Linked DNA regions of Mus musculus: regions 2, 3, 4, 5, 6 and 7 are each linked to region 1. Evidence: chromatin loops called from intact Hi-C (ENCODE). Cell type or tissue: left cerebral cortex. All regions are shown on one strand. Each heading gives the region's core, and the rest is flanking DNA. Links, peaks and the distances in the headings are about the cores only. Region 1 overlaps Msra (methionine sulfoxide reductase A). Region 2 overlaps Msra (methionine sulfoxide reductase A). Region 3 holds the start of Msra (methionine sulfoxide reductase A). Region 4 holds the start of Gm36924 (a long non-coding RNA gene). Region 5 overlaps Msra (methionine sulfoxide reductase A). Region 6 has its middle 17 kb from the start of Mir124a-1hg. Region 7 holds the start of Gm26225 (a small nucleolar RNA gene).

Region 1 (4,423 bases), core at 108-4,107:
CCATGTGTGACTGTGTGTTTCTGTGTCTCTGTATCTGTGTGTGTGTTTCAGTGTGTGTGTGTGTGTGTGTGTGTGTGTGTGTGTGTGTGTGTGTAAGACACACTATAGCACAGAATTCGTTAGAACTAGATCCAAAAGAAAACTAAGCAGTCTCTAGATTCAGAAGCAGTCAAGCATCGTCCCTGGTACAAGCTCCCTGTGCCACTAGAGGGCAGTCTGAAGAATCGACCTCCACTCCTCCCTGGTCCTGCTGGACCTTTCCCCCTAAGGCAAGAGAAGCCAGCCTCCTAGAAGTCAGACCCCAGTTTTCTGTGGCTCCTGTGGATCCCAAGTTTAACTTCTGTTATAGAAAACTGATTCCATGCCATTAACATGTTTAAGTGAACATTGATTAAATACACAGATACATTTTACAAATAAGGACATAAATAAAGATCTAACACTTAAGCCTAAATTCTTTTGGTGGGTAGAGATGGGGTTTGGAATAAAATTAATGTTACTTTCAATAACAGAAGGGTGAGGAAATTTGAATTATAGGTACCCCCCCTTTCATGGTGAGTTTCCTTATTGCTAATGTGTCCGCTTCTCTTCATAAGCTTCTCAGATTGTGATCAGGACCAGGGTCAGAGTTGGCTCTGGGGCCAGACATGTTTCTCGCTGGCCCTGCTGCCGCTCCACCTGGCCTGAGCTGAGGGGTCCCTGGCCCACTTTCCCAGGGATGGAGGAGCATGCGGTTTCCATGCCGTGCACCAGGTCTGCTGGGCACTTGGGGGATGTCGGTGACTAACGACGAACTTATTAGAGCATTTGCAGTAAGCGGAATGGCATATTTATTTGTTAATTTTATTAAAAGAATGGATTTCCCCAGGCAGGCCTTGAAGGTCAGATGGGCCCACTGTGCCCCTGCTGGACACTTCCTTACATCTGTGGTGTTCACAGGTGCGGCTGGGCTGAGGCCATCTGTCTGGGCCTGAGGTCACTGGGCTCTGGAGGAAGGCCGCTCTCTACCCCACAGTTGCTTGCTCATAGGATCTCTTCAGACACAAAAGAGGGGCATATATGGAGGGTCAGCAGGGACTCCTTCAGGAGGGTGAGGGGTGGGGGCAGACTTGGCAGGGTGCACACTTCCTGTGCCTGCTAATGCCTTCCCAGGAGAGCAGTGAGCCTGGCGCAGTGCCCACTGGACAGAAAGAAGCTTCCTCAGTGGGATCTGCAAAAGAAGGAAGGCCTGCGAGGCGCCCTGGGTCACGTCAGGGAAAGGAAAGAGAGGGTTGGAACAAAAGTAGGGCTGATTCCTTCTTTTAGGGGACCTAGAAATCTCCAGAGCCAAGTGTCACCCCAACCTGGGTTCTTAAAGTGATATCCTTCCCCATACATTTATGCATACGTTAAAAAAAAAACCAATACTGGAAAAGGAGGAGAGGAGGGAAGGGGAGGGAAGGAAGGTAGAGAGAGGTGATGAGAGGGGGGAGGGAAGGGGAGGGAAGGAAGGTAGAGAGAGGTGATGAGAGGGGGGAGGGAAGGGGAGGGAAGGAAGGTAGAGAGAGGTGATGAGAGGGGGGAGGGGAGGGGAGGGAAGGAAGGTAGAGAGAGGTGATGAGAGGGGGAGGGGAGGGGAGGGAAGGAAGGTAGAGAGAGGTGATGAGAGGGGGAGGGGAGGGGAGGGAAGGAAGGTAGAGAGAGGTGATGAGAGGGGGGAGGGAAGGGGAGGGAAGGAAGGTAGAGAGAGGTGATGAGAGGGGGGAGGGGAGGGGAGGGAAGGAAGGTAGAGAGAGGTGATGAGAGGGGGAGGGGAGGGGAGGAGAGAGAGAGAGAGAGAGGAAGAAGGAGGAGGGAGAGGAGAGGAGAGGAGAGGAGAGGAGAGGAGAGGAGAGGAGAGGGAAAGAGATACAGAGATGGGGGAGAGGAGAAAGTGGAGGTAGAGGGAGAGAGGAAAGTAGAAGAGAAAGCATGGGAAGAGGGAGGAGGGGAGAAAGAGAGAGAGGAGAGAGAGAGAAAAAAAAACAAAGACACAAACCCTTGAACTCTTGAGATTCTGAGACACTGTTTTGAAGTCAGCAAGATGGGAGGTGGGAAGGGAATGGTCCAGCCAGCCGGCACTCTCCTCCGGAAGGACTGGTCCTGGCAGAGGCCTGTGGCCAAGGAAGAGGCACCTGGTGAACCAGGCTGGGGCTGCCTGCCTGCGAGTCAGAAACAGGGGTCTGTCCAGCACAGGAACCTTATGCCTGGCAGATCTGAGCCAACCTCATCAGTCTTCCTTCCCAGAACCCATTTCAGTGCCAAGGGGTGGCTAGTAGGGCCTGAAAGAAGAGCCAGTCTCCTAGGCTGGGTGGGGTTCAAGAAAAGAAAAAAGGAAAAAGTCTATCTCATGAGTTTCCTATGGCTTCCAAAGAGGTTTTATGAGTGAAGTTTCTGCCATCTTGTGGCCAAGACTGGTACTGCATGAATCCCAGCTCTGCTGCCTCCCCTGCTCCCTAGCACTGCCCAGTTGTTCCCTGGGTGGAAAGGGCAGCCTCTGAGGAAAGGAGGGTTCAGAGAGGCCTCTACCCACATTCCAGCCTCGAGGAGCTTCTGGAAGGTCCCAAGTCTGGGGTTGCCTCTCACCCATACAAGGACTATCATTTGTGAAAGAGAGGATATGGGTGGGCCACATAGGAGGAGGAGCCAGGCCCTGTCCACCTTCCCAAAGGATAGACACCTGGGTGACCTGGGAAGGGAAAAAGGAAGCAGAGGACTTACTTACCCCCTCGGCCCTCGGGTGGCAGTATAGCTGAGGTTAAAACAGGAGTCCCCTTCCCAGAGCGTGAGGCCCACATAGACAGGTTCAAGGGAGGGCAGCACCCTTTAAGCAGATGCCCCTAGAACAAGAGTGCTGTCTGAGGGCAAAGGTGTGTGCACCTCTGGGCAGAGACCAGGAAGGTGTGAATGCCACTCACTTCGGCCTTTGTCTCGAGTACGTAGACCCAGCCACAGGAGGCAGAGCCATTGTGATCACAGAGCTCTCATCTCCTTTCCTTGTCCTGGATCAAGAATGTCAAATGCTGACCTGACTTTTTCTTTCTGCAAGCTCCCTGCCACCTGAAGCAGATAGTATGTACTTTCATGGCATGGAGCTGCTCTTTAGCGCAGCATTCCATCCATACCACCACCCCGTGTCCCAGAGCTGCACCTTCAGGTGCTGGTGATGATTGGATGGCCCCGGTTACTGCGGCACTCCCAGGACATGCCCACCCTTTGTGTAGTGAGGTTGCTCCGACTGATGGAGCCATGCCAGCAGATTCTGGCCCAAGTCCTCATCCTCCTGAGGTTCCCTTTCCCTGAAAACTCTGCTACCAGATGGTGAGCTAGCCGGGGTTCCACCATGGAGCAGAGAGCTTTCAAGGTGTTTCAGAGATGAAGTTTGCAGAGAGAACCGGGTGTTCACAGACTCCTTTGAAGGGCAGTTAGGGCAAAGGCCTAGAAAAGCAATAGACCATGACAATATAGGGTCATCCCTGAACCACAAAAACATATTGCCACAAGGCCCCAATTGCCCGCAGCCCAGGAACAAAAGACCCCAGAGGTGACTGGGGGGACTGTGGCAGAGTCTTACAGATGCCTGTATCCATCCTCGTGACTGAGCCTCTCAAATCTCAGCCCTCCTTTGTGTCAGCCACTAAATTCCACTTTGGTGTCTCCAATGAGTGGGGCAGAAAATGGGTGAGTGCTGGTACTAGAATCTGGGCAGTGTGGTATCCAGGCATCAGGCCACACACGTACATCAGACACATGATCTCACATACAGTTTTTATATGGTTGGGGACAGTAAAACTTTTCACTGGTGGCTGCTATGAGACAGATATTAACACTTGAAAGTCTTTGCCTAGAGTCTGGCATATAGTAAACCCTCAACAATTGCTTGCCTACCAAAAAAAAAAATCTGTGGCTCCTCTGTGTTGTGTGGTCCGACTGGACATTGATCCTCAGTCTTCCCAGGCAGTCTCGGCCTTAATGCAGCAAATCTCCCTCCTAGTTAAGAGGGCTGAGTAGGGAGAGCTTGAAGCAGTGAGCGGCACTGAGCATAGAGGTGAGATCTGCTGACTGGCAGATTTGAGGGTCCGGCTCATCTCAACTGTAGCCTGGCCAGTGCCCTCATCAATGGGCAGGCTCGCTGCTCCGAACTCAGCTCTCAGAGTGAGCTTCTAATGCCGTATGTTTGAACACTTCAGGGCAACTGGCAATAAAATAGACTGAGAACACAGCTGAAATCCAAAAGGGAAAAAGGCAAGGCTGCACTCCACAGGGAGCCATGTCTGTTTCCTAATCTGTCTCCTGCCCCAAATAGCTCCGCTCTCCTTCCCCGATTTGTGTTGACGTGTTTCTTGTCTGTGGAAGCAGATGCCACCAAGACATAAACTAGGTCACAGAGGACTATGATGGCCCC
Region 2 (4,423 bases), core at 133-4,132, 270 kb before region 1:
AATACATCACCTTAGACATAGTCCTCAATTTGCAATTTTTGACCTGACCTCTATAGTCTATAGCCATACTTAAAGCAGTTTTTGGAGACTCTAAAACAGTGTTTCTCAACCTGTATGTTGTGACCCCTTTGGGGGTCAAACAATCCTTTCACAGGGGTTGCCTAAGGCCATTGGAAAACACAGATATTTACATTATTATTCATAACAGTAGCAAAATTACCATTATGAAGTAGCAATGCAAATCACTTTATGGTTGAGGGTCACCACAACATGAGGTGTTAAAGGGTCACAGCATTAGGAAGATTGAAAACCACTGCTCCAGAGGAAATACCTCTGTTCCTAGGACTTTGGAAACCTCCTCTAAGCATGTGGGATCAGAGGTCACCTTTTAGCGTTTTGGACATCTATATAGACTACAATTCTGCCTCCTTATAGGGCAGAGTTATATCTGCATAAGATCACTTTGGAGAACTGAAGCTATTAGCTCCATGGTGACCCATTATCTGGGGTATTATTTGTGGCATATTCTAATAGTGATATATAATTTGTCCATACAATTCAGATCTTTATAATAAAATATGAACAGGCCTTTGTGGAAAGAAAAGAGTCTTGTTGAACAAGATGACAGGACACAGCAGGGCCTGCCATTTGTGTTTTTGTTGGTCACATTCCGTAGCATCTGGAGGAAGTGACAGAGGTCCTGTTGCATTCATTTTCTGCTGGTGGTGTGGGTTGAATGACTCAAGTGTGGGGTGCCTTTAGATGGAGAAGCAATTAGGGTAAGGCACTGTTTGTGTATTTGATTTTCTGATCAGTATGTGGGTCCCAATGGTGATTCACACTCAACCTTCATCTTGGAGAGAGAACTGTTCAGAGATGTTGTGCCAGACAAAAAAAAAGTCTTGAGTGCTCAATTCTTGGAAAGTTCCAGATGGTCAGTGAAGCTGAGCCTTTCTGCAGAAGAGGCAACGTGGTTGGAAGGATATGCTCCAGAATTATGACTTGGGTAGCATGCTGGGGACAATGAAGTTTTGGATTGTTTTTACACTACTTGAAGCTCCTGGGGCAGGCTGGGATCAGAGAAGTGCATTCAGGGTAAATGACTGCAGTTTAGCACTGCCTACAAAGGTATGGTCAGGGTCAAGAGAAACCAATGGGGGTGGGCAGAGCCTACAGCACTTAGTATCAGTTCTACTACCCTAGGCAAGAAGAGGAACAGGAGAGATCAGTTATAAGAATGGAAGTGTGGCCACAGATGGCAAATTCAGTGTTTCCACATCCTCTAGAGCCTCCAGTATTTCTGGGGATCAGTTTTGGCTGTACTTAATCAATTCTTCTGAAAGTTACTCTCCATTCGGTTTTCTAGACCTGCTCTGTACCCTATTCTGTGCTTGGATGGGCTACATATACCCCAAAGGGCTTTCTGGCTCTCTGGCTCTAGTGTGTTGGCCAATGGGTGACACTGTTAGGAGACTGGACAGCTGAGAGATTGGTTAAAAATGGATTCTTGCAGATTGCCCAGCCTGCGTTTGGCCATGGCAGAATTCCCCTACTGAAGGGCACAATTACTAGAGCCAACTAAGCATGCTATGGGATTCTCATTGTTGAGTTGAGTGCTTGCTCTACTAATTGGAAGAGGCTGATGGATTGGAGATGTGGACTAATACATATCACACAGAGAGATGGAAGCTTTTGTTTGCACTCATCATGCTCAGGATTTTAGAACTCAGTGAAAGCTAGTAACTTAAAAATGCCACTGAGATGGTACGGGTGCCATGAGGCTTTGGCACGGATGCAGCTAGTGATGGTGGGTGGTTCCTAGCTTTTTCTGCAAGGTAGGAGTGAGATGATGGCGTGAGATCCTGAGGCATATAAAGGTTTGAGAAAGAGGAGGTGGAGAGGGGGCTTGTTGGAGCCAGGAGAGGGACTCCATGTAGCACAGATCTGCCTATCTACAATCTATACCTGTCATTGCAGCAGCCCATGGCTGTGGCATCCGCAAGCTGTGTCCTGTAGATTGGGGTGGAAGAAGAGGCAGATGCTCAGAACAGTCCAGGGATCTGGTGAGGGTGGATGTGGTTGCAGCATAAGGGAGTGGAGATTTATTTTGATTTAGTTTGAGGGAACACAGTCCGCCACAGCAGGGAAGATATGGTGGCTTCACGGTGGTGGGAGATTGTAGGTCTGCTTGCCTACACCTCTATGGATCAGGAAGCAGAGACGGGACTGGAATAAGGATGGTTATAAATCTCAAAGCATACACCTTCCCCAGGCCCACTTCCTAAAGGTTCCATGATCTCTCAAAATACCACCACTAGCTGGCATGCCAAATTTTAAAATATAAGTCTGTGGGGACCATTTTACCCCCATAACATATTCTTAAACTACTTGAGGATCAATGAGTTCCAACTCCAACTCTTGGAGTTGTGCCTTTGGCCACTACAGATATGAATCTACCAGAAAAGTGGGATTGTGACTATCACAGAGGAATGACACCATTCTAAAGAGAATACTCTGTGCGTTACCATAGTAATGCTGAAAGAGCTAAGGGTGTTATCCAGCATGCTGCAGGTGTTAACAAACAAGGTATGCAGGCAAGACTCTTACATAAATAAATAAAAAATTAAAGTATCTATCAAGCACACAGGTCCCTCAAGGAGTTGAGACAGCTTCCTGAAGCTGGTAAGGAAAGATGACAAAAGGCAGAAGCCAAAGGGAAAGAGACCAGAGCTCAGTGGAACCTGCAGCCTGCTCTGTCAGAGCAATCCTCTCTGTGGGAGCCACGCAGTAGGGAGCAGGTCCCTGGGAACTTATGGCATAAAGGAAGTACAAAGCTAGATGACTGGCATAAAGGAAGTACAAAGCTAGATGACTTGGGACGTGCACGTGGCTCAGTTGGTGGAGTGCTTGCCTAGTAAGCATGAAGCTCTAGGTTCCATCCCCAGCACTTGATAAACTGGGTGCAGTGGTGCACATCTGTAATCTCAGCCCTTAGGAAGTACAGGCAGAAGAATCAGAAGTTCAGAGTCAATTTCTGCTACATGGAATTTGAGGCCAGGCTGAGGTACATGAGACCCTGTCCCCAAAGAGACAGGCAGGCAAGCAAGTAAACAAGCAAGCAAGCAAGCTAATCTCTGGCCTGTGAAAAAGACAGATTGAATTGTGCTCTGGGTGGAAAGGCAAGCATACCCAGAGAATGGAGTAGGGCCGCAGCAGTGGAAGCATGATGCTGCGGAGAATGGGTGTGTTGGGAATGACTGTGCAAGGCAGCGGCAAATAATGGCCTGTTGGTCCTGGGGCTGCATGGGTAGAGGGGTACATATTTGGTGGTATCTATAACATGAGTGGAAACAAAAGGGATTCGAAGATGTAGAGGAACTTTGTGGACAGGTGAGATGGCCCCAAGTGATGCCAGGATTTGGGGTGGACAGGCAGATCAGGAGACAAGTGGAAGACCATCAGAGCAAGTGTCAACATTTCCAGGGGGAAAGTGGTAAGAGAAGGCAGAGAAGCAAGGGCATATGGTGGTATGGGCTGCAAAGGGCTTATGTCTAGGGAGAGGGGAAAGATGGCTTTTCCTGGGCCATTCAGAGAATCTTTTTCAGCAAATCCCAGCTTGAGCTTTTTGTTGGGTGTGGTGCTGCCACGTTCTGGCCACTTGCCTGCTCTAGGTAGGAATTCTGTAGAAGAGCTAAATGGCTGTGGTGCTGTAATTGGATCTGAGACTCTCTCCCTGCTGCTCTGATTCTAGTTTGATATTAAATAGGCTATCTTCCATGAGACATCAGTCGGTAAATAGAACAGGAGGTATGGCTAAATAGTTAAAATTATTTTCATCATTGTGATTGTGATCTGCCTTGCCATTTCTAACCAGATAGCCACTTATCTTCCTTGAAATTTTGCAAGAAATCTATTATTCAAGAATGCAGGCATGATTTTGGGGGTGGTTGAGTTAAACATTTTTTTTTTATGGATTAGATATGAAATTCAGTAAAAATAATTGAATTAAATTGAGTGACATGAATAATTCATGACATGTAATTTCACATCAGTTCTGATGTAAGAGTAAAGCGATCAGTTTGTGTGCTGGAAAAATGTATTTTATTATTTAGAAAGGTAGTGAACATTTGCTATTTTGGAGGATAATTCATTTTGTCATTAAATAGAGATATTAAATTGTGAGAGGAAAGGAAAGCATACACTTCAACAAGAGGCCCTGATGCAATTCACTTCTTCCCTCTTTATGCTGAAGCACTTGCTGCTCTTGTCAGTCATGAGTGACCCCAGTAGACTGGCTTAGCCTTCCAGATTTTCCAGATGAGTCCAGTAATTGTGACAGATTGTTTCAGGGAGCATGGAAGGTTGGAGCTTCCTTTGAGGCATGTCTTGATTACGGGGAGACTTTCTGGCCTCCATGTCCTGC
Region 3 (4,423 bases), core at 155-4,154, 310 kb before region 1:
AAGTTGTTGGAGTCTAAAGGAAAAGCAATGCTTAGTCCTGAAAATAGCATAATTATTTTCTCTCCTCAAAAAACAAATCTCAGAGGTTTGATATGGTAGCCACAGCTTTAATCCCAGGATTTAGGAGGCAGAGGCAGGTGGGTCTTTGAATTCCATGCCACGGCTACAGAGAGAGACTTTGTAATCAACAAACAAGCCAGGAAACAACTCAGCCAACACAGCTAGTTTGTTAAATAAGGTTAAACTTGTATGAAGGAAACTTTAAAGAAATTGAGATGCTTCTTTCTTTCAAAATGCTTGCATGAGTATAGTACAACCATTAGGATCATTGAAAACATTTAAACAGTGTACACAGAACCCTCAAAATGTTTAAAGTGGGGCCAGAGAGATGGCTCAGCAGGTAAAAGTGCCTGCCACCAAGCTTGGTGTTTTGAGTTGGATTTCTAGGACCACAAGGCAGGAAAGAAACTTTAGTAAGAGACCCACTACTCTGAATAATAAAACTCTAAACAATGCTTTTACTTTATTTTTTTAAACTCATTTCCCCTTGGTAGGTAAGTAGAAATGTGTGTGTGTGTGTGTGTGTATATATATATATATATATATATCTTACATACTAAATATTATGGACTGTGGTTCTGGGATACCTAACATTACACAAGCAGTTTCCCTTAACATTACAAATTCTTCCGTTACACAGTATTTAGTTACGAAGTTTTTCTTGCATGACCCTTGTTCTGTCAACCACAAAACAGAAAAAGCAAGTCACTGTGTGTCAAAGGGCAGTAAATTACAAGTACAATTTTTTTTAACACATTTTTTTTTAGTGACCAGGCCCTCTTCAAGCCTGGACGGGACATCTTGGATCTTGGGATGGTTTCAGGCAAGGCCTCGTAGAAAGAACCTGCTTGGCATAATGTCACAGCAAAAGCAAGCCACAAGTAAACTGTTGAGAACAAGTTGGCCCAGGAGACTTTTACATTATAAGACAAACACCTTAATCTGTTTAACGTTGTGTGTCTGGCAACATTCTATGCAGTACACTAATCCTAGTCCTTATATTACAGTCCCACATGAACACAAAGTGGTAACTAAACCCACGGAGAAGCTTAGCTTCAAAGCTTCAAATCCCTGTGGGCGCTAATCCTCAGTTCCTTCCTTCATGTGAGACTACCCGCCCATTTTGGCAGTGTGTAAATCAAAAATCTCATACAGGACCTCTGAAATCACTCATCTGGTCCTAGCCACCTAAAGATTAAGGCTAGAGATTCAGTTTAGGAATATTCTCTCATAATTTCTGAAGTCCGTCTGGTCCAACTTCACCATTAACTTCATTCACATAAAGCGTTTAACAATGTATTTGTGCCTACATTGTTTACTTTATGGGCTGTGAGATGCGCTGAAGAATGTATTTATACATTTATACACGTACACACACTATATGTTTATATTTCATGTTGAGTACTTGATCCTTTGTGGTGTTGAGAATTGTGCTTTGGTTTCACTTTGGATCGATGTGACTTATCAAGATGGTTCCGATAGAAATAGACAAATTTCCTAGCTGTCCATCTAGCCATCCTCTTATAGGTCTGCCTTTCTTCTAGCTCGCTGCCTTTTTATGCACACACATTGATTTCCCTTTTCTACTTTGTGGTTGAGTGAGTACATCGCACCCGGAACCCTGGCTGCGGAGGTGGAGAAACGGCAGCAACTCTGACCTCCCGCGGTGGCGCCCAGCCAGCATCAATTTTGGCCCGCGCGGCTTCACGTACTCTGGGAACTTTGTCCCTCAGAGACAGCCAGGCCTGGAGGTCTGCCCCGCGAGACGGACACGCCGCCCATGCTCTCCGCCTCTAGAAGGGCTCTCCAGCTCCTCTCTAGCGCCAACCCGGTACGGAGGATGGGCGACTCAGCTTCGAAAGTCATCTCCGCAGAGGAAGCCTTGCCGGGACGCACCGAGCCGATCCCTGTAACAGGTAAGGTGGCACGGCTGCTGAGCATGCGCGTGGAGCCTGCGCACAGCGCCCTCCCGGAAGAAGACGTGCGGGACCGCGGGTGGGTCCCAGGTCGGAGTCTACGCGTGCGCAAAGAAGCAGCGAATCCCCCCCTCCCCCCAGTTCTCCCGCCCCCCAGCCCGGGAAGGGCGGGAGCTCAGCTGGGCAGTCTCCTGCCTGCGTGCTTCTCTTTGTTTGAGTCTCGCTCTGAAAGACTTTAGCGTTGGGATCGACCCAGCCCGTTTGCTGGTCTGCAGCTCCGTATTTGGGGCTAGTGGAGTCTGGTGGGAGCCCAGCCTTAGTCTTCCTTTTCACCTAGGCCTCTAGGAGCGTCTAGCGGTGCCAGTTCATGGAAGCGCTGGAGGCAGACCTAACAACGCTGGGAACTTAGGTTTTGAAGTGTAATTTTCGGCCAGAGCTGGTTGCAAGAACCCTCCCCAGTTTGTAGTTATTTCAAGGGCATGCTGGGTTGTCTCCCCCGTTTGCAGAAACTCCACGTGCTATGGATGAAGCCTCTAAGAGGTGTCTGTGTGTGCTCCCTTAAGCCCCAGGCGCACGTGAGAAGATCAGCTGATTACCTGTGTGACTCAGTTTTCTCCTTGCACCACTTAGGACCTAGGAGTTGAAATCGGATTGTAGTTCTTGTTGACCTTTTACCTTGTCAGCCCTATTGTAATGTTTCTAACCCCCCACTCTTGGGAGTATTCGTTCCTGAAAGGTTCTCACTGTTCCCAGTACAGAATCCAAGTTCATGTGCTTTCCACTTGGAAAGGGACCTGAATATTTTAGAAAGAGTGGGGACAAAGAGAATGACTTATTTGGTAAGTTAGCAAAACCAGAAGAAGGTGGCCAGGTAAACTGTTTTTTTTTTTTTTTTTTTTCAGGCTCCATTTATCTTCAGGCAGAGAGGGTTGAGGAGAGGGGTTTAGGGCAGGAGCTGACAAATTATAGGCCTCTAGGTATCTTTCTAGTTTGGAGTTAGGCGTCATAAACCTGGAGGCCAGCGATCCGTTGACCTGACCCGTAATCACAAGGCTACTGGATACTTCTGTGGACAGTGGAAATATCTTATCTTGATCTCTTCAGACTTGAAAGGGGAGAGGAGAGGCTAGGAGATTTTGCTAAGCCATTAACCTTGTGCTACTCAGTTCAAACAAACATTCCTTGAGTGCAAAGTAGAAATACAGTTGAATACAACATGGAGTTTTTGACGCTGAGTTTCCTTTGAACCATAAATACAGTGAAAGCCACAGACACGTCCCAGGGGTTATCTGCAGCAGAGATGGAGGGAGACTTCTGATAGGTTACACAGCTGCACAGCCTCCAAACTTAATGATTTTTTAAAAGTCAAGTATAAGAGGAGCATGGGTGTCATGTCGCCCAGTCACATGGCAGGCTGGAGGGTCTCTGGTAGGGAGGGATCTAAAGTAACTGAGAGAAGGGAAGCTAGAGGAGTTGCTTAGGGTTGCCTTTGGTTCCAGCAACACTGTGCCTCACTACGTCTTATAAGTTTTGGTGACCATGATGAATATGAAAGTCTTTATATTTCCTAGTTGGGAAGTTGTATCCTTCTCTATTGCAGCCTCTGCTCTCCTCATGTCTCTATATGATCTATTGAGTCTTGTTGTTATCTGTACCCCGTTCTCTCAAGAGCCCTGTGGCCAGTGGAGCCCCCTCTTAGGTGACAAGGCCCATCTGTTTAGTATTGCTTTGCCTAGTCCCAGCCATGCACTGTCATCAGATGCCTTTGGAGCTAAACCCGCCATCTCAGCTTCAGACTTTCCCTCTTTGCATTCTCTAAGATGGCTGTACCCTTTTATCAGCTGCAGCCTGGTGGCAGATTTACATTCTGCAAGAAGGCAAGATTCAAACCTTCAAGGCTTTTAAATTTTTCTTTCCTCTGGGCCACCTCGAATGGATGGAAACATGAGCAGGTTTGGGTGACTGGTTCCTGCTTACATGGTAGCACACAGTGGGCCTGGTAGAAGCACTATGTTCTAGAGTTTCTGATATAACCACTCTTCCCATGTTGTATGTATGAATGCATGCATATATGTTGCTTTTGATATAATTTTAATGTGCATCCCAGGTTGGTTTTGAACTCACTGTGTAACCCATGCTGGCTTTGAACTCTCAGTAGTTTTTGCTGCGGTCTCCTGAGTGCCAGGATTACCAGCATATAATTCCACCTGTGCTCTCTTCAGTTAAGAGTGGGGTGGGGGAGAATTGAGTATGGGAAATAATTGTAGTGTGAGGAAGGCCTTTGCATCCACAGCTAGAAAATCAAGAGACTGGTAACTAGATTAATTAAAAGTCTGTGTGGGGGCCGGAGAGATGGCTCAGTAATTAAGAGCACTTGCTGTTCTTTCAGTGAACCTGAGTTAAGTTCCCAGCACTTACATGGTGACTCACTTACAACTTCAGTTCCA
Region 4 (4,423 bases), core at 191-4,190, 500 kb before region 1:
GAATTACAGGAGTGAACCATCACCTGTCGCTTTTTTAGATTTATTAACTAAATCTAGGGACTTTTAGTGTTTGCTTGTTTTATTTTTGTTTTGTTATGCTCTGTTTTGCCTGATTGGTTGGGATTAAAGCTAGTCTGTCTAGCTTCAAAGGTTGGGGGGGGGGGGGAGTCAACATTAATACAACATCGCCACCTTGTGACTAACATGCTTTCTCAACGTGGCAGGCCTTAACCTCTGTCGTTCACTTACGGAGTTTGCAGTGCTGACTCCCAGACCTCCTGAGCTTTGTTGGTTGTTAGTCTTGACCATTAAATATGTACTATATGTAAACACACACACACACACACACACACACACACACACACACATCTAGGGCGCTGTGCACCCTCATTTCCTTCCTCTTACCATCTTTGTAAACTTTGGACAAAAGCCTCTGAAGAACTTACACCTTTCAACCTGAAATCTACATTTTAAAAACTAGGGACCTGTCTTTCACAGCGCTAGAAGGTTCTGTGCAAGACCCCAAAGGAGGAAAGCAATCGACACTCCTGGCCAGATGTCACCTCGATGAACCACAACCATGATTAGCCTGGCAAGGCATTTCTAAAGGTGCAATAGTGATAATCATATATCTAGGCATTTAGCGGCCTGCTCAAAGGAGGAAACTCTTGCTGGATATGGGAAATCTAACCAACCACCTGGGGCTAGTGATGTCATGGATCCTAGATGAGAGCCTATGCCTGCCATTTTGCCAGAACAACATACTACCTAGCCATATTTTAAATACTTGTTCTTTAAAAAAAACAAAAAGATTTATTTAATTATAAGTACACTGTCGATGTCTTTAGACACACCAGAAGAGGGCATCAGATCTCATTACAGATGGTCATAAACCACCATGTGGTTGCTGGGATTTGAACTCAGGACCGTTGGAAGAACAGTCAGTGCTCTCAACTGCTGAGCCATCTCTCCAGCCCTAAATGCTTGTTCTTATACCCCACAGGCAAGTGGAGCTTTCACCCCTCCTCAAAGAAGCTGTTGTTTGCACTGGATGGAGAGCATCACAGAAAGCCACAGCTGGTTAAAATACAAAGAAACAATGGAGTGTGGAGTGCCCAGCCCCAACAACTGTATCTACAACACAACTCCCGCACCTAGGCTCAGGGAAGACTGTAGAAGAGGGGTCAGAATACTTGTAAGAGCCAAATGATCGAGACCGTAAATCTCCTGTGAGGCTGTGTCTCCTGGAAACGGCAGGGAACCTGCATCCATGATGCCTCTGCAGTACAGCTAATGAAACAAAACCTGAGCTACGACAATAGCAATAGAGAGACGTGCAAACAGACAATAGCAATAGACATACAAACGGGGAAGGGGCACGTCTGGGGGCGGGGGGCATTCCTAGACAAAGAACTACAGGCAACTAATGACTACTGAGAGAAGAATTAGCCTCTCCCAGAAATCAGCCCCTTAATTGTCATCCCTTAAATCTTCGCGTACAAGCAACACTAAATGGACTCGTCCGGTTGTATTTAAGCATTTCCCACCCACTCTCCCCACACATCAGAAAAGGAGGCCATGAATCTGAGAAGGAATAAGTAGAGGCATAGAAGGAGCTGAAGGGAGAGGACACGGGAGGGTGAAATGATGTAATTACCTTTTAATTAAAAAACCCATTAGGAGCTGTTGGGATCTTGTAACACTGGTCATTTCGAGTGCTCAGAAACTTAATGTGTTTATCATCCGTGTCCCAAACAAGCAAAAACTGAAGGACCAAATTTGGTTGTTTCTTTAAAAATTCAGTTTTTTTTTTTTTTTTGGCAGGCAGCCTGTATCCCTGCGGGCCTTCAGAAGAAAAAACTAGAGCCGGGTTTGCATGGAGCAAGCACTGCCCTCTAGTGGGTACCTGTGATACTACAGCTTAGGAGGAAGCCTCTGGGAGCTATTGAGCTATTGAATGCTTTCACAATGGTCTGTTTTATTTATTTTTTGTGTGTATGGGTGTGTGTGTGGGGGGGGGTATGGGTATGGATATGGGTATTGTCTTAGTCAGGGTTTCTATTCCTGCACAAAACATTATGACCAAGGAGCAGGTTGGGAAGGAATGGGTTTATTCAGCTTACATTTCCACATTGCTACTCATCACCAAAGGAAGTCAGGACTGGAACTCAAGCAGGTCAGGAAACAGGAGCTGATGCAGAGGCCATGGAGAGATGTTACTTACTGGCTTGCTTCCCCTGGCTTGCTCAGCTTGCTTTCTTATAGAAGCCAGTACTACCAGCCCAGGGATGGCACCACACACAATGGGCCCTCTTACCCTTGATCACTAATTGACGAAATGCTCCACAGCTAGATCTCTTGGAGGCATTTCCACAACTGAAGCTCCTTTCTCTGTGATAACTCCAGCCAGTGTCAAGTTGACACACAAAACTAGCCAGTACAGGTACAGATATGTGTGTGCCTTTGGAGGCCAGATGACAACCTGCAGAGTCACTTCTCTCTCTCTCCGTCAAGGACGGCCCAGGGATTGAATTCAGGTCACTGAGCTTTGGTCGCAAGCACCTTTACCAGCTGAGCCATCTCATCTCTCGGGACTCTGAAATTTTCTCTTACAGCTTCTGATCTGCTTTCCACACTGCAGGAGCGCATACTGTCTTCAGTGCTTTATCTGATCAGACTTCCTCTGACACTCATAAGTAGCTATACATGACCTAATTTCAGGCTCCTTGATTTCCTGTACCTCTTACAAAAAGTATCCAGACCACCCACTATCCAGGCTTCCTGCAGCCCATTTCATTCTGTTGTTGTTCTGTAGAGCTATGGCTGGAACCCAGGGCTTTGTGTACCCCGGGCAAATATTCTACCAACTGAGCTACATTCCAGCCTCTAGCAACTGTCCTTTATTGTGACCTGCAAGGACAATATGTTCTTGCTTTTCTAACTCTGCACCAAGTTACTTGTTGTTAAAAATAACATATACAGTCATTTATGCAAAGTGCTTTTGTGGAGAGCAGAGAGAGCCCTAAGTGTGTGAACACTGAGTGAATGTGTATGGTTGCCATGAGCACAGCCATGGCCGTGAGGGGCTTTGAGTGGGGGTGTTGATTATGTACCCTATAGCTCTCTCTCTTCTCAATATTTACTGTCTGAAGACTGTTCCCCTACAGAGGCTGCCCTCACTGAGAATAGCTAAACCTGTCCATTTGATCTAGCAGTACACCATAACACCACCTCTTTGTTTATCTGTATCTAATAACTCTGCCTCCCTATTCAGTTGTATGCAGTAACCTCACTGCTGTTTAATTCTATACAACAAACATGCTGAGCTTTGGGGCCCTTTGGCTTCTCCGTCAGAAAGCCCAGTTGATCTGCCCGATCCCAGTGTGACTGTGTCTTTGTGTCTGTCTTTTCTTCATTCGCTCTATGCTCCCGGTCTGGACAATCCCTGGAAGCTGTGCAAGGATGCTTTAGGAAAGAACACCAAAGGGTATTATTTCCCACCAAGTATGAGAAAGATTCAGAGAGCAAGAAGAGGAAATACACAGTTCTACCCACGATCTACTCAAATGCTGTGGGCTACAAAGATTTCCCCTCCTTGCCAAGAACACCTCCCATCCCTCCTCACTCCGGCCCTGACCCTTGACACTAAGGAAAAGGCTCACTATGTAACCCTGACTGGCGTGGAAGTCACAGAGATTCACCTGCCTCTGTTGACATTAAAGGTGTGCATCCTTTATCTTTATATGGTAATTTAAAGCATACGGAGAGACTGTTGCCAGGGAAACAGAAGGTAGGCTCTGGTGTTGATTATGAGGGAGGGGGTCCATCTTCAAGAGCCCCAAGGCTATAAATCCCTATAACATAATTGCCTTAAGAATTGAGACCCTAAAATCATTAAGGAACCAGACCAGGGACCAGAGCCCCCAAATATTTTTTGACATTTCTGGCCTCTAGCCAGGGTTGGACCAAGGGACATTTCCAGCTTCTGGCCCAGGCCACAAAATCAAGGTATCATCCTTAAACTGCTTGCTTTTTCTCTCTCCTGTCCTCATCAGTAGTGCTTCTCAATAGTTCCTTTAAAAAGTCTGAACTCACCAGCATTGCTAAGGACAAGGAGCACAGAGACTCTGCTGATACAAGTTAGCATAACTGCCGTGGGAAGAGGCTGGCAATGGTAACAGGTGAAGCAGATTCTCTCCTGGATTCGTTCCTTGGGGAAACCTGCACACATGGGGAGCAAGGGTGTATTCACAAGAGGAGCAGTAATGCAGGGTAGAAACAACACAGATGTCCGCCATCAGCATAATGTATGATTAAGCTGTTGCGTAAGCCTGTCATGGAAGATCATGGTGAAGGGTGAATGAAGCAGACCTATTTTCAGGGAAGAAGGACGAATCTAGAAACTTCCTGTTGAAGGGCAATA
Region 5 (4,423 bases), core at 236-4,235, 55 kb before region 1:
GTCACTGTGGACCCCAGCCAGAGCACGCTTATGTGTGCGCACAGTTTCACTGTGAGACAAAGACTTCAGAGCAAAGTCATGTTCAAGTTAGCTGCCACACTCCAGGACAATCCTGGGAGATGGAGCTGCCTTCTGCAGAGAATCAACTTTGTGACTAAAGTCAGCCTCTTGGGGTCTTGCCCAAGAAAAACCCCTCGGGTAGCAGCAAGCTTTCTGTTCAGCACTTTCCCTAGAGATTGGCTGAATCGCTGCTGCTGACTGCTGCCACGCTCCTTCCTGGAGGGCTCAGGAGAGGCCCAAGTGATGGAGTGAATGGGGGTCTTCTTGTTGGTCCTTCCTTCCTCAGAGGCTGTGGTGCGTAGCTTTGGAATGGAGGATCTGTGTTCTTGTGTCGGGAGTCAGCCCTGGAAAGAGAGCAGGATTCGAGAATCTCTTGTGCTTCCGTGTGATTTCTGTGGGGAGCCCAGGTCCTACCTTTCAACTGCAGTTCTGCATTAGAAACCTGGACATGTTTGTGGGAGACAATGACTTTGAGAAGATCAGAATCATATTGTCTCTCTCTCCTCTCTCCCTCTCTCCATTGTTTCCCACTCCCACTCACTGCCCTTCACCTTCTGCGTTCTGTGATGCTAAGTACAAGAGCCTTCCACTTCAAAAAATTCTTTTGAACCCTACACAGAACAATTAAGCAAAGAAATAGTTTTTCATCTAATGTGTAGGAAATTTTGTATCTCAAAACCACAAAGATTAAACAACGGAACAAAATGCTGTCAAGAAGCAAACAGCCTTATTATGAAAGGGGAAACAGGACCATTGGTGTAGAGAAAAATATCCCAAAGCACAAGGAAGAGAGCCACGGTGAGTTCTCATTGATTTTACACTGTCTTAGCCTGTCCCAGAATGCACTTCTCAGTGCAAGATGCTGCCATATTGCACCTTGTTGCGGCCACCCCCTGTCCCAGCTGCTATCTGTGGGTTAGCGTTTGTATATGCGGTGAATGTGTAGGGACACTCCGCCTTGTTTGATGTATCTTTCTTTAGCTAGCTCCAGTCTTTACATACATCGTATTCTTTTGCTTTGAAGCCATGAAGAACACGATCTTGCATGCATGCATGAGGTCTCACCTCCCACTCTGCAGAGAAGTCGGCTCACCGAAGTCTTGCTGAGTCTCAAGTTGAGTTTCCACGCAGTTGGACTTTGAGTTAGTGGAACCCACACTGTTTGTGAAATCCCACTGTGTAGCACAAAATAAACACCCAGACTCAGGGCACATAGAGTGGGGTCAGTGAATTCTTAAGAAATTTTCTGGGAGATCATGTCTTAACCCTTGTTTTTCAGTGAATGAATGTCTATTAAGGAAAACACAGATAAGCAGCAAGAAGAGAATAAAAATGATATTTTTATGTTTATTTGTCTATTTATTTGTGTGTGTGTGTGTGTGTGTCTGTCTGTCTCTGGAGTAGGGTGAGGTAGGGGGTATATCTGCCACAAAAAGCATATCTGGATGTCTGGACAACTTGTAGAAGTCAGCTCTCTTCTTCCACCATGTGGGTCCTGGGTCACTAGGCAAGCCTTGCAGAGACATGTTTGACCACTGCACCATCTCACAACCCTATTTTTATTATTTTTGTATGTGTGCTGCTAACAAATACCTTAAGCAACAAGGCCCTACTATAGAATACATTCTGTTTTGTATCATAACTTTTCATAGATCAATATTTATTACTATCAGTACTAGTTACTTTTCTATTGCTGATAAAACACTGTGACCAAGGAAACAAGAAAGAGTTTATTATGGTTTATAGTTTCAGGGGGTTAGATTTCATCATGGCAGGGCGGAGGCATGGGAGCAAGTAGCAGGAACTGAGAGTTCCCATCTTTAGTACCAAGCATAAAGCAGAGAGTGAAAACCAGAAATATCACAATATCAAAACCCCACCTCCAGTGGCATGCTTCCTCCAGCAAGGCCACACAGCTCCTAAGCATCTCCAAAGAGTGCCACCAACTGAGGACCAAATGCTCAAATATAGGAACCTATGAGAAACATTTCTCTTTCAAGCAACTGCAATATCTTTCATACTTTAAATGTTATTTTATTGTGTTGTTATCATTGCCAAGTTATAAAGCATAGTGTCTGTTAAATAGATATACCATGGCTTTAACCAGCCCAGTGTCGCATGTTCTTTGGGTTGTCTGCATTTCCTCCCTCTGTGCACTGCTGTCATGGTTGCACAAATATCTTTACTTCTTTCAGGACAGGATTGTGTTTGTCTCTTTCACCATCTGCATTGCTAGGATTCTTCCTCCAGCTTCTCTTTCCACCACCACCGCCAACCCCCGTCACTCCTTTTTGCCTAGCACATGGTCTGGGCACGCAGAGCACATATAGGTGCTGAGTAATGATGCACGACTGAGAAGAGACTGGCCCTGGAAGGATGGAGAGTGGGTGAGAGAAAGTCAACTCAGAGACACTGGGAGATAGAGTGTGCACCAACCACACTGCTACCCCTTCAGTTCTCAATTTCTGAGCTAGAGCAAACAAAGTCATGGAAGGATGTTCCCAGCTAAGGCATTGCTGCATCCAGAAGTCCTGAGTCCCTGGTTCTTAACTATGGGTAAGAGACAGAAAATGATGGCATGCTGTGGCAGAGCTAGTGCAGGGAGGAGTAGACTAGCCTGGCCTATCAACTCTTTAATACATGAAGGACTGGAGGCCTGGGCAGTATGACATAGTTGCTGTAGAGTCAAGCAACCAGGCTGCTCTTGGATTCTTGGTGGTTGGACTCCAGTTGCAGAAAGAAGATTCTGATAGAGGAAGGTCTTAGGAGGGCTTCCACAGCAGATATGGGAAGGAGTCCATCAAATCTGAGAGTCTACACCAGGAAGGCCCAGCCATCATATGACAGGGGGTCAGAGTAGGACAGTAGAGAGTCCTTGGAGTTTGATCATATCCAGTCATGGTCCCTTTCCATAGGAACTGGATCCTAGACTCTCAGCAACCGAGAAACTTGATTCTCATATTTAAAGAAAGGATTTGAAGAAATGGCCTATTCACATTGAAGCTAACAGAAGTCCAGACCCTTTGCAGTCCCACAGTCAAGATGGGCCCAGCATTCCAGAATACTGAGCCTTTGCCTTGACCTGAAACCCCTTCACGTAGCTGGGAAGCCTGGAGCAAGTAGTCCGTACCCAAAGAGAAGGATGGTTTCAGAGCCAGGCAGTCTGGATAAACCAACCTTAGTTTGCAGTTCAGTGTGTTGATCATCTCTCAGTCCACACAACTAGACCCTGACCCAATCTCTTTGGCAAAGAATTCTTAGGCTACTGGATTGGTCATTACTCCCCACCCCCACCCCCAGGTTTTAGAACATACATATATGAGGTGCATGTAAGGGGAAGTGTCAATACTTTGTGAATTCAAACTGATACTTCAGATCCCAAGCCCTACAGTTTTCACTCAACTAATTTTAAGTCTCATCCACATCTCTTCTCTTCAAACCAAGAATCCTTGTTTTAAAAAAACAAACAAACCACAGAATGGGAACCTCCCACGATTATCACAATCATTTCAGAATAACAGTAATAGTATTGGCACCATCTAGGGCAACACTGACAGCACCTCAATGTATTTGATGCTGTCATCCTCCCTCCTCCCATGTCCCACAGTTGTATTGTGTTGGCAGTAGCAGACCATAGAGTCCACACATACTGTATCTCCCCCTTGTAGTTCTCCAGTCTTGGTTCCATGGGTGGCACCATGGTTAACACTCACTTTCCATCTTTATGTGATGCCCCTTCATTGTTCCAGCTGTCTGAGAGTAATTTCCTAGTAGATTCCCAGTGAAGGCTCACCTCATGGAAATGATGTTCTCTGAATTCTTGTATGGTGATTGCAGTGTGTGCCCTTACTGGAAGGCAGTTTTGCTGGGTATAAAAACTGTCCACACTTCCTTTTCTATCAGAAGTGTGAGTATATTGAATAAAAAAAAAAGTAAGAAAATCATCCAAGCTCTGCTAGCATTAAAGTATTGCTATCCAAAAGCATATGATAGCTTAAACTCCTTTGTTACAAATCATGTGCTCTTTTGTCCTAGATGCCTAGGGATCTTATCCTCAGATTTCAGTCCTGGAGTTTTTCTAGATCACCTACTACTGGTACTGGTCACTCTGGGATGATGGTCTGAAGTGTGCCATGCATTTTTCAATATGTCATTTTAAACCTCCTTGAATGTGAGGGAAGCTGCCTTATCAAGCATGTTGACGCTTTTCTGTTTCTTGTTTTGGCTGTTTCTTCTCGAATAGGAACAGTTCCTATTCATGTCACTTGGTTCTTCTTTGCCGGCTTTCAGGATTCGGCTTTTTCTCAAGGAACTTCTCTATCATTTTCCTCATTTCTTTTTTGTTTTTGAAAACGTATACCCT
Region 6 (4,423 bases), core at 127-4,126, 440 kb before region 1:
AAGCTGGCTAGACAATAAACTCCGAAGATCCTCCTGTCTCTCCCTTTCCAAGGGCTAGGATTACAAGCCCGTGCCACTGTGGTCAGTATTTTTACACACACACACACACACACACACACACACACACACACACACGTAACTAAAAATAAAATAAAAGAGTGTCATGGGCATGTGTCTGAATATGATCAAATAAAATCCAGTTTCTTGTGTAATAGTCCACACTAAAGAGGGTGAATCACTCTCATGAGTGCTCACTAGAATAACAAATGGGCTATGCCTAGTTTATTATTGGAGCCCAGAGCAGGATAGGTGGATCACATGGCTTCACTAGATGCAGAGAAAACCCTGCATGACTGCTAGAAACATTCTGAACATGGGGCTACAGCTCTTTATTCTATGGATTGAAGGCCTAAGAGGAAAAGCCTTCATCAGGCTGGGGGCTGTGTGCTCTTTGAGTCTATGCTACCTGATAAGCTTCCTGAAGCCAAACTTGCCTCAGGTGGCTGTGGTCCTTCTCATCCCAAACCTGGACCATCACAGGGATGTTGTTGGTGGGTTGCCAAGATCTGTTTTTGCTCTGTAGCTTCCATTCTTCTAGCTTCTGATGCACGGTTGCTGAGGGCCAAATTTAATTCTTTAGGAATGGCTCTTATCTAAGGAGAGATGCCACATCTGAAGCTCCATCCCACATCCAATGACGTCACTGCTAGGTCAAAAGGCTGGACCTCTCTAAAGGGATGCCAGAGTCTCTTGTGGCTAAAACATTTTTTGCGCCCCCTCCCCATAAAGACGCTTTACACAGCCCATCTTGAGCTCACGGTCCTCTTGCCTCAGTCTCCTAAGTGCTAGAATTACAGCCCTGTGCAATGGAAGTTTGTCTGAAGCTTTTATTGTGACCCTGACAATCCCTTTGCCCAGATGTTTCTCCAAATACACTCTTCTACAACCTTCCAGAGTGCAAGTCTCCTCACCAGGCCATGTTCCAGAGAACTCAACCCATGTGGTTCATATTGTGACTCACATGAAGAGAAAGAACCTTTTTTCATTCCTTAAATTTCTGTAGTGTTGTATTTAGTTGTTATAGTCGTGTTACTATTATTTGCATTCAGTTGTTATTATTTTGTGTGGGTACATCTATGTGTATACTATGTACCATGGGAGAAGGGACAACCTCAGCTGTTGTGTTTCTCTCTCTCTCTCTCTTCCTCTCCCTTTGTCTTTCTGTCTCTCTGTCTCTGTCTCTGTCTCTCTGTCTCAGTCTCTCCCTCTGTCTCTCCCTCTCTCTGTCTCTCTCTTTCTCTCTCTCAGTTCACTGCTTGTGTGCAGTGCCTGTAAAGGCATGTATCCTCTGGAACTGGGGTTACAGAAGGTAGTTGGCTGCTGTGTAGGTGCTGGGAATTGAATCTGGGTCTTCCAATAGAAGAACTGTGCTCTTAACTACTGAGCCACCCCTCTAACTCCCCTTTAAAATCCAATCAACCAACCACCAACCACCACTACCACCACCACCACCAGCAAACATTGGCTCTGGCCATTGGTCTTGTTCTCACACACTTGCAAATCAAGGGACAAAAAACCTTGCCTCATTGTACTGTCTTAGGATCCATTCAATTATTGATAGCAAGGAACACACTGACCCGAAAAATCAGGTGATCTAAGTCCCTGTTCTGTTCCTTCAAGGCACTCATTTACTGACTTTGAACTTTTCTCCTGGCCATCCTTTTATGTGTAAAATGAAGATGGGGCAGGGGAGTGTCAGTCATTTGAAAGGTCTCATCCAATTTAACAGTCTATTATGATCCTTGGTCTGATTTTTTTCCCCTATTAATGAAGATCTAGTGGCATCCTGCGGCAGTTGTATTTGTTGAAAATTTCCACCCAAGTGAAAGATTTGGAATGTGACCCTCCATTGTGACCTCTCCCTTGCTTCTTCTAATCCTGTCTCCTTTGCCTTCTGTCCGCACCACCTGTCCTCCGTTTCCCCTTGACGCGGTTCATCCGCCAGCCAGAGAGCAGGTCCAGAAAACCTCAGTGTTCTTTGAGCTCAGCTGCTTCTGTGTGCTTCCAGCTGAAATCCCATCTGGAGCCAATGTGCTGGGCCAACTCCTCCTGTGAAAGCCATCTTCTCCCTTTGTGCCTCTCAGCCCCGCACCCTAGGGGCGGCTTGGACAGACTCACCCCCTGAGGTCAAACTTGGTGTGTTTGGTTTTTCTCCTTGAAGACAGAGCTCTTTTGGAATCTAAATGCTCTGGAGGACCTGTCTCCAGGGACACGATTCTGTGGTTGGCGTTGGTTGCCTGCTAGGAGGACCCAGGCTGCCCTCATGCCTCTTATATCTGAGTGTAGACATTGCAACTGGACAGTCAGAAAATGCTTCCCCTTCATTTAACTGTGGTTTGCATTGGCATAGTGCACTTTTAAAATTTTTCTTTAAAGATTTATTATATGTAAGTACACTGTAGCTGTCCTCAGACACCCCAGAAGAGGGCATCAGATCTCATTACAGATGGTTGTGAGCCACCATGTGGTTGCTAGGATTTGAACTCAGGAGCTTTGGAAGAGCAGTCAGTGCTCTTAACTGTTGAGCTATCTCTCCAGCCCCAAGGTAGGGTGCACTTTTATATCTTACCAACGCATCTGCAAAGTAGCCAAGTTTGCTGTGTGTGTCATTCTCATTATAGGATAAGGAACGTGAAGTTAAAGGTGGCTCTTCTAAGACTACACTGTATTCATTTCTTCTTTCCTCTTTGCACCAGAATACTTGATGGAAGCAAAGAAGGGTTTTTTTTTTTCCTGGCTTATGGTTTCAGGTGATAAAAACTCTGTTACGTCAGGGCTGGCACGGCAGCTGGGACTGTGGGAGCTTAGTCTTGTCTTGGTGTAGTGATTCTCAGCCTTCCTAAAGCTGTGACCCTTTAATACAGCTCCTCATGTTATGGCGATCCCCAACCATAACATTATTTTTGTTGCTACTTAATAGCTGTGATTTTGCTACCGCTATAAATCACAATGTAAATATCTGATATGCAGCCCCCCAAAGGGTCGTGTCCTACATGTTGAGAACTGCTGTCTTGGTGGATCAGGAAGTAGACAGCCAGACCAGGACCAGAAATGCCTATCTGCTTTAAGGCCCACCCTCTACAATTGACTTCTGATACTTAGGTCACAGTCCTAGAGATCCTACCCCCACAAAGTGCCACCCATGGAGGGTCAAGTGTCCAGACATATAAATCTGTGGGGGCCATGTCGTATGCAAGTGACACGACACAAGATAGAGTCAGATCAGGACTTAGAATGTGGTCTTCTAGTTTCAAAACCTCTGCTTTTGTCTGGGACTGTAGCTCATGGTCACTTGTTTAGGATGGACACACTTTGTGGGTTAAGCCTCAGAACTTCAAAACAAAAGCAACAGATGCATGGAAATAACTTGAGCTTTTAATTCCCCTTTGTGAGCCCAACAAACTTCTTTTCTAGATCCACTCCTAGGTCCTTGAGATAGTCTCCAGGTTCCCAGGAAACCTAGTTGGACTCTTGGTATGCAGATGGTTGGTTTGCCATGTCCCAAACTAGTTTGGGAATATTTCCAGACTAGGATCTATGCCTTGATAATCCTTGTGTTTCATTCTAATTAGGATATTTTAATCTTGGCTTGTGATAAATTAAGTGCATTTTCCTTTTAACAATTCCCATGATGATGATGGTCGTGTGAAGAACAACAGAAAGCTGCCCACGAGTGTGAATTATAGACCTTGACAAACCTTCTCCCCTTTGTTGTCTCCAGCGGCAGCATCCCCTACAATTCCCTGAACGCTGGCTTTCATAAAGGTCTCCTAGACTTTCTCCTGGGCCTGGGATCTGAGCTGTTTAAGATGCTTGGTGTGGGAGAGTTGCACTGGAGGCAAGGGGTCTGGGGAGTCACCAGGAGGGAAAGGAAGGCAGAGTGGAGTTTTGGGATGTGAATGGCCAGTCATCTGGCATGGTAGCTTGGCTGATACAATTCTTAAATGTTTTTTATAGACCTAAAATTTGTGGTGTGTGTGTGTGTATACACTTGTGTAGGCCATAGTGCCTGTGTATAAGTCAGCACAATTTGTGAAGGTTGGTTCTCTCCTCCACCATGTGGTTTCTAGAAATCAAGCCCAGGGTGTCAGTCTTGGCAGCAGGTGCCATTACCCACTGATCCACCTCCCTGTCCCTGATATAGTCCTTGAAGCTTCAAAAATCTTCCTGTGTCTCTGAGAGCTGAGTTAAGTGGTGGGAGTAGAGGAACAAGAGGGGATGTAAGGGAATTTGCCCCAGTTCTGAAAAATAACAGCCAAGTTCCAAGGCGGAGGATTGCTCTGACTCCAAAGCTAAATTGGAAGTGGGGCATGGAGTAGCTTGGGAATGTCCTTGCTGCGTCTGCCTGTTCCGGGCGCCAAGC
Region 7 (4,423 bases), core at 160-4,159, 630 kb before region 1:
AACAAAAATTGAAATCACCACAAGGTGTCAGGATAGCGCTCAATTTGCAGCTCTACATGAAAGAGCCAAAGTGAACTGGCAGGAATTGATGACACCTGGAGCTTTCAATGCAATGTTTCTGAAAACAGAAATATGGGCATAATCTTTCATCATGGGAAAACAAACGCAGATGTCTGTAGGGCCAATCATCTCCCTCACTCATGGAATCGAAACTATCCCCACGTTTGACTTTCCACAGGAGCTTCTCTCCGTGTGATGTCTTATCTGCCCTTGTCTTTTTACACAATGAGCCTCTACAGCTAGGGCTTGGTCTCTAAGTATGTCTAACTTAAATGAACACTGCTTCTTAAGAAATGGTGGATTCTGGGTCCAGAAAAGGAAATGTGGACAAGATGAGGCAAAATGTCTACTGTTCGTGGGGCAACGGAAGGGACTGCCACCACTCAAATTTAGGAACATTGGAGCTTTGATAAAAGTAATGAATACCCAGGAGTCAAAGTCTTAAATCTAAGAGTTCATTATGACATGAAGACAACTTTACAAACCAGTAATTTTGAAATAAAAACACACCACCACCCATATCACACTCTTGCTTTCCTACTCTATGGTACATTATGCCTTGCTACTCCCAACCTGGGCCTAGCACCGCTGAGCATGACATGCAATGACAATGAACAGAACAACAGGACAGCACAGGCACGACAAGCAGATCTCAAGGTGAGAGAGAGAATCTGGACATAAAAGAAACCTGGGTAATCCCACCAAAGACACTTAAGAACGCTGACTACACGGCTTATGGCCTTAAAGGAATTACTATTTTGATTGACTGATTTTTAAATTTTTTTCCTATTTTTTATTTCTTTGGTTTTTCAAGACAGGGCTTCTCTCTCTCTCTCTCTCTCTCTCTCTCTCTCTCTCCCTCCCTCCCTCCCTCCTTCCCTCTCCCCTCTCTCTCTCTGGGTGTAGGCTAGGAAGTATATGAATAGAGTAATACTCTCTATTCAATCTTTTTTTTCCTCAGCCAGTGTCAATGTCCCAAAGCTTAATTAACAGAACAGGGAAGGTGCCCCGAACTGAACTCAACACTCTGGGGAAGACAGGGTTTCTCTGTGTAGCCCTGGCTGCCCTAGAAATCACGAAGATCTGCCTGCTTCTGCCTCCCGTGCTGGGATCAAAGCGTGTGTCACCACACCCAGATGATCCTCTTTCTTTAAGTACCCATATTTTGAAGCCACATGCTGCTTCCAGGTGAAGTCTGATACGAGGGTGGCATCAAGGTGCTCCTGGGGTAGGGGTCAGGGTGGGGTAGCATGCATGACCGAGCCACGCTAAGCGGCTGGACACTGTGGAGCAGGTGGGCAGGGAAGCACCACTTTCCTTCCTGCTTTCATGCTTCCTATTTTCCATTAAATCTTAACATTTGTTAAAAATAGCCATGTTATCTCAGACACACATTTTTTTCAGTGACAAATTTCCATTCTTCCTCTTTTTTGCGACAGGGTAGCTCCACATAGCTCTGGCTGCCCTAAAACTCACTCTGTAGACCAGGCTGGCATCAAACTCTGAGATCCACCAGCCTCTGCCTCCCAAATCCTGGGATAAGGCTGTATGCCACCACTGCCAGGCATATTTTACACTGTGACAGCCGACCTCCCAGAGATGTAATCACTGTCTGTCATCTCAGAAATGGCCACATAGAGCCAAAAAACTTACATCTCAACCTCTGATGAGCAAGCACATGGCCTCAAGGAGGAGGTTGTGAAGCCAAGTACAAATGAGCAAGAGCGAGACTGTTGATGAGAGCACTGCAGGCCTCCTCCTCATGCAGACAGTTGCAGAAAGCAGCTCAGCTCTCAGCAGCACCAGCTTCCCCCTTCCTATGGCTGTGTGCTAACTTACTCCTTTCGACAACCTCAACTGTAGAATACTTACTGAGCAAAAGCTTGACCTAGGATGAGTTTAGAACTAAGAGCTGACCTAGGCTTGCTTCTTCACAGATCTTTTAGTCATATCCTTTAAACTAAAGACTCTTGCTGATTTTGTCACCAAATCCTGTCAGGATTCTGAACCACTAGCAGCACTGGCCCACTAGGGGGCATCTGGAGATTCAGACAAGGACTGCAGCATAAAGAGGGAAGAGGAGCAGGTGCCAGAGAACATGAGACCCTCCATGTTATTCACCAGGAAACACCACAGCGCCTGTAAATCTGGTGCTACCTGACACCCTTTCTTACAGTCTCATTCTCCCAGAATATTCCTCAGTCTCCCTCAGCACCTATCATCTGAATTCAAGCTTCTCTGTACACAGGCACATCTGGTACCTGCAGTATCACAGCAATGGATCTTGCGCTAGAGGCTTCTGCTCATACTCACATATCTCTAGCTACTGGACAGCAGGAACCTGGCACTTTCATCTCTACCCTGGTACCTGACATAGCTTTTTGACATAACACTCACGGTTTGCCATGAACAACATGCACAGGAAGACCAGATAGAAAGGGCTGGAAACTGTTGGCTTGAATGGCACATGCAGAGGCACTAAGTAACCAGGGAGGTACAGAGAAGCTAGGCCAGGTGAAAATGAAATGGCTAAGGGACAGGACCATAGAGAGGCAGAGCTGGAGAGCTCCGGTAATAGAAAACCCACACGGGCTGGACAGGTAAGCAGCTCACTCACCCTGACAATGAGTGGCAGAGAAGAGGTGACTGGTCCAAGCCCACAGAGAAAAAGTACTGGAAGTGCTGAGTGAGTCTTCCCAGAAGTGTGTCAAAACACAATCCCCAAGATACTGAACACTAAAAGACTTCTCTGAAGACGGGCATTTATAAGTTGTTGAAAATGAGTTTATTGTATAACCTACAATCTCACTGATGGTCCCACCTGGGCTCCTTCTAGACGAGGTCTTTGGCTTACCATGCAGACCAGCCTGTTCTCCTGGGCTTCCTTTTCAGAGCTGACCTCTGTAGGATCGTCTCCTCCTGCAATCCTCTCCCCAATAGCCCCACTGAGTCGCATCACCTCCACGTGCAGCCGGCCTGCCACCTGAAGAAGGAAGCAAAGCAAACGCTGGTTTCTGGGTTGAGTTCTTTCGGCCTGCCAGGACCTGTCTTCCTTGATAAAGCCAGAGGGTAACAATGTGTGAGGCACTAAAGGTGAGTTTCTAACAGCTGCTTTGCAATCTGAGTAAAACAGGAAAGTCCTCCTTACAGCCCAATGGAAACCCAGGGTGCCCATGAGACAAATATTTATCACTAGTTAGGACTGGTTTAAAACAAAGATATTAACAACAAGTGTCCTGTCAGTACCCCTCACTGTCCCCTGAGCTGTCTGCTGACTGAGGCAGTGATAGCCAACCTCTCCCTTCTGGTTGATGATCGGCACAGCATACTGTAACTTCACGTCATAAAACAGGGTCTCCAGGAAGACATTGGCCACACCGATGAGACTATGGTTTTCCTGCTCATCATAGAATGGGTCAGCACGCTTGAAGTAGGACCGGCTAACCTAAAAGAAATTCCAAACATACAAATTCAAAAGAGGGGAAAAAAAAAGAATCATCTGAACAACAACTTTTACCATTATATCCTGATTTTTTTTTTTTTTTTTTGAGACTGGGTCTCACTGCATGACATTGGTTAATCTGGAAATCACTATACAAGCCACAGCTGTCTTCAATTCACAGAGATTCTCCTGCCTCAGGGACTGAAAAGCAGCAACTGAGAGCACTAACCTCTTCACTGATCTTTTAGGCAAGAAGATCCTGAGTTGCTAAATACACTACTGCAAATTAGGACAGCAACAGCAGCAGCTGAACTTTTTTGGCATTCATTTTTATACCTATCTCTAAGTCAAAGAAGGAGAGGAATACTGAAGAAAATTACAAATTTAGGCAAAAATATTACCTAACCATAAAAAGCCATTTCTATTGAGTATAATCTAAAAATAAATAAATAAAAGAAAAAGCTAAGAAAGAAAGCAACTCCAAGTGGAAACGGGCCCAACAGGATTGAAAACACTGGTATAGGTAGCAGGCTGTAGTAGTGTTCCACCATGATCCCGCCTAGGAGGCTGAGTGAGAAAGAGCCTGAGTTCAAAACAAGCTGGGCCACAGAGAGACCGTGTCCAAAAGAAACTTGTAGACAAAAACAACAAGCTACATGTGTTTGTTTTAAGCACGTACAACTGCATGGCTGAAGGGAACGAGGAAACGTGTCGGCAGAGGAGCAGCACCAGGACAGAGCTGGACACTTACTCTGGGATCTCAATGCCTTCAGGGACCTTCCTAGCAGTGCGAACACCAGGGTGCACTGATGAGTGTGAACCCATCGACTGAGGAGTAATCGTCTGCAGTGTGTTGAGAAGGCCTGGCCCCTACCTCAAAGAGAACCCCAGAGCAACCTGAGACAGACACACTCACTGACA

The links. A loop is a pair of places that touch in the nucleus more often than their neighbours do. Peaks named below come from ENCODE experiments on the same cell type or tissue, not always from the same donor. Only the 100,000 strongest peaks of a DNase experiment are listed, where the experiment ranks them.
Region 2: it touches region 1 in a loop (2.8-fold over the local background); 2 of 42 quality-filtered maps call a loop at or near these places.
Region 3: a loop joins it to region 1, with 4 times the contacts of the local background. A loop is called at or near these places in 16 of 42 quality-filtered maps.
Region 4: it touches region 1 in a loop (4-fold over the local background); 3 of 42 quality-filtered maps call a loop at or near these places.
Region 5: a loop joins it to region 1, with 2.0 times the contacts of the local background. A loop is called at or near these places in 2 of 42 quality-filtered maps.
Region 6: it touches region 1 in a loop (2.5-fold over the local background); 6 of 42 quality-filtered maps call a loop at or near these places.
Region 7: it touches region 1 in a loop (11-fold over the local background); 2 of 42 quality-filtered maps call a loop at or near these places.

Annotation. Positions count from the first base shown.
Region 1 is chr14:64,124,015-64,128,437 of GRCm38, reverse strand. All of the region lies in intron 5 of Msra (methionine sulfoxide reductase A), which reads left to right. 9630015K15Rik (RIKEN cDNA 9630015K15 gene) reads right to left here. Exons shown (of 4, transcript NR_167725.1): 2 at 2,744-2,858; 3 at 2,018-2,180; 4 at 807-1,034. Among named protein-coding and RNA genes, the nearest start is that of 9630015K15Rik, 9.9 kb to the right of the region's middle. In left cerebral cortex, for the core only: CTCF peaks have their summits at 219 (motif pointing right) and 2,437 (motif pointing left); DNase peaks (open chromatin) are centred at 216, 1,058 and 2,411; H3K4me3 peaks cover 535 bases; H3K27ac peaks cover 3,443 bases.
Region 2 is chr14:64,397,692-64,402,114 of GRCm38, reverse strand. All of the region lies in intron 1 of Msra (methionine sulfoxide reductase A), which reads left to right. Among named protein-coding and RNA genes, the nearest start is that of Gm52130, 6.7 kb to the left of the region's middle. In left cerebral cortex, for the core only: no CTCF peak of the experiment used is centred there; DNase peaks (open chromatin) are centred at 887, 1,868 and 3,629; H3K27ac peaks cover 4,000 bases.
Region 3 is chr14:64,438,263-64,442,685 of GRCm38, reverse strand. Msra (methionine sulfoxide reductase A) reads left to right here and starts at 1,646. Exons shown (of 6, transcript NM_001253712.1): 1 at 1,646-1,976. The coding sequence starts at 1,841. In left cerebral cortex, for the core only: a CTCF peak has its summit at 2,016; DNase peaks (open chromatin) are centred at 1,138 and 1,991; H3K4me3 peaks cover 1,427 bases; H3K27ac peaks cover 3,150 bases.
Region 4 is chr14:64,621,927-64,626,349 of GRCm38, reverse strand. It overlaps Gm36924 (a long non-coding RNA gene), which reads right to left and starts at 1,773. Exons shown (of 3, transcript XR_383509.2): 1 at 1,658-1,773. In left cerebral cortex, for the core only: CTCF peaks have their summits at 216 (motif pointing left), 816 (motif pointing right) and 1,898 (motif pointing left); DNase peaks (open chromatin) are centred at 1,879, 2,266, 3,032, 4,155 and 3 more places; H3K4me3 peaks cover 334 bases; H3K27ac peaks cover 1,541 bases.
Region 5 is chr14:64,179,037-64,183,459 of GRCm38, reverse strand. The region is part of intron 5 of Msra (methionine sulfoxide reductase A); the gene reads left to right. Among named protein-coding and RNA genes, the nearest start is that of Gm52129, 18 kb to the left of the region's middle. In left cerebral cortex, for the core only: no CTCF peak of the experiment used is centred there; DNase peaks (open chromatin) are centred at 1,038 and 2,349; H3K27ac peaks cover 4,000 bases.
Region 6 is chr14:64,568,797-64,573,219 of GRCm38, reverse strand. No RefSeq gene overlaps it. Among named protein-coding and RNA genes, the nearest start is that of Mir124a-1hg, 17 kb to the left of the region's middle. In left cerebral cortex, for the core only: a CTCF peak has its summit at 2,479 (motif pointing right); DNase peaks (open chromatin) are centred at 291 and 2,074; H3K27ac peaks cover 2,446 bases.
Region 7 is chr14:64,750,588-64,755,010 of GRCm38, reverse strand. It overlaps Kif13b (kinesin family member 13B), which reads right to left. Exons shown (of 40, transcript NM_001081177.2): 20 at 3,356-3,505; 21 at 2,915-3,043. Gm26225 (a small nucleolar RNA gene) reads right to left here and starts at 1,093; the gene lies at 959-1,093. In left cerebral cortex, for the core only: a CTCF peak has its summit at 2,073 (motif pointing right); a DNase peak (open chromatin) is centred at 2,081.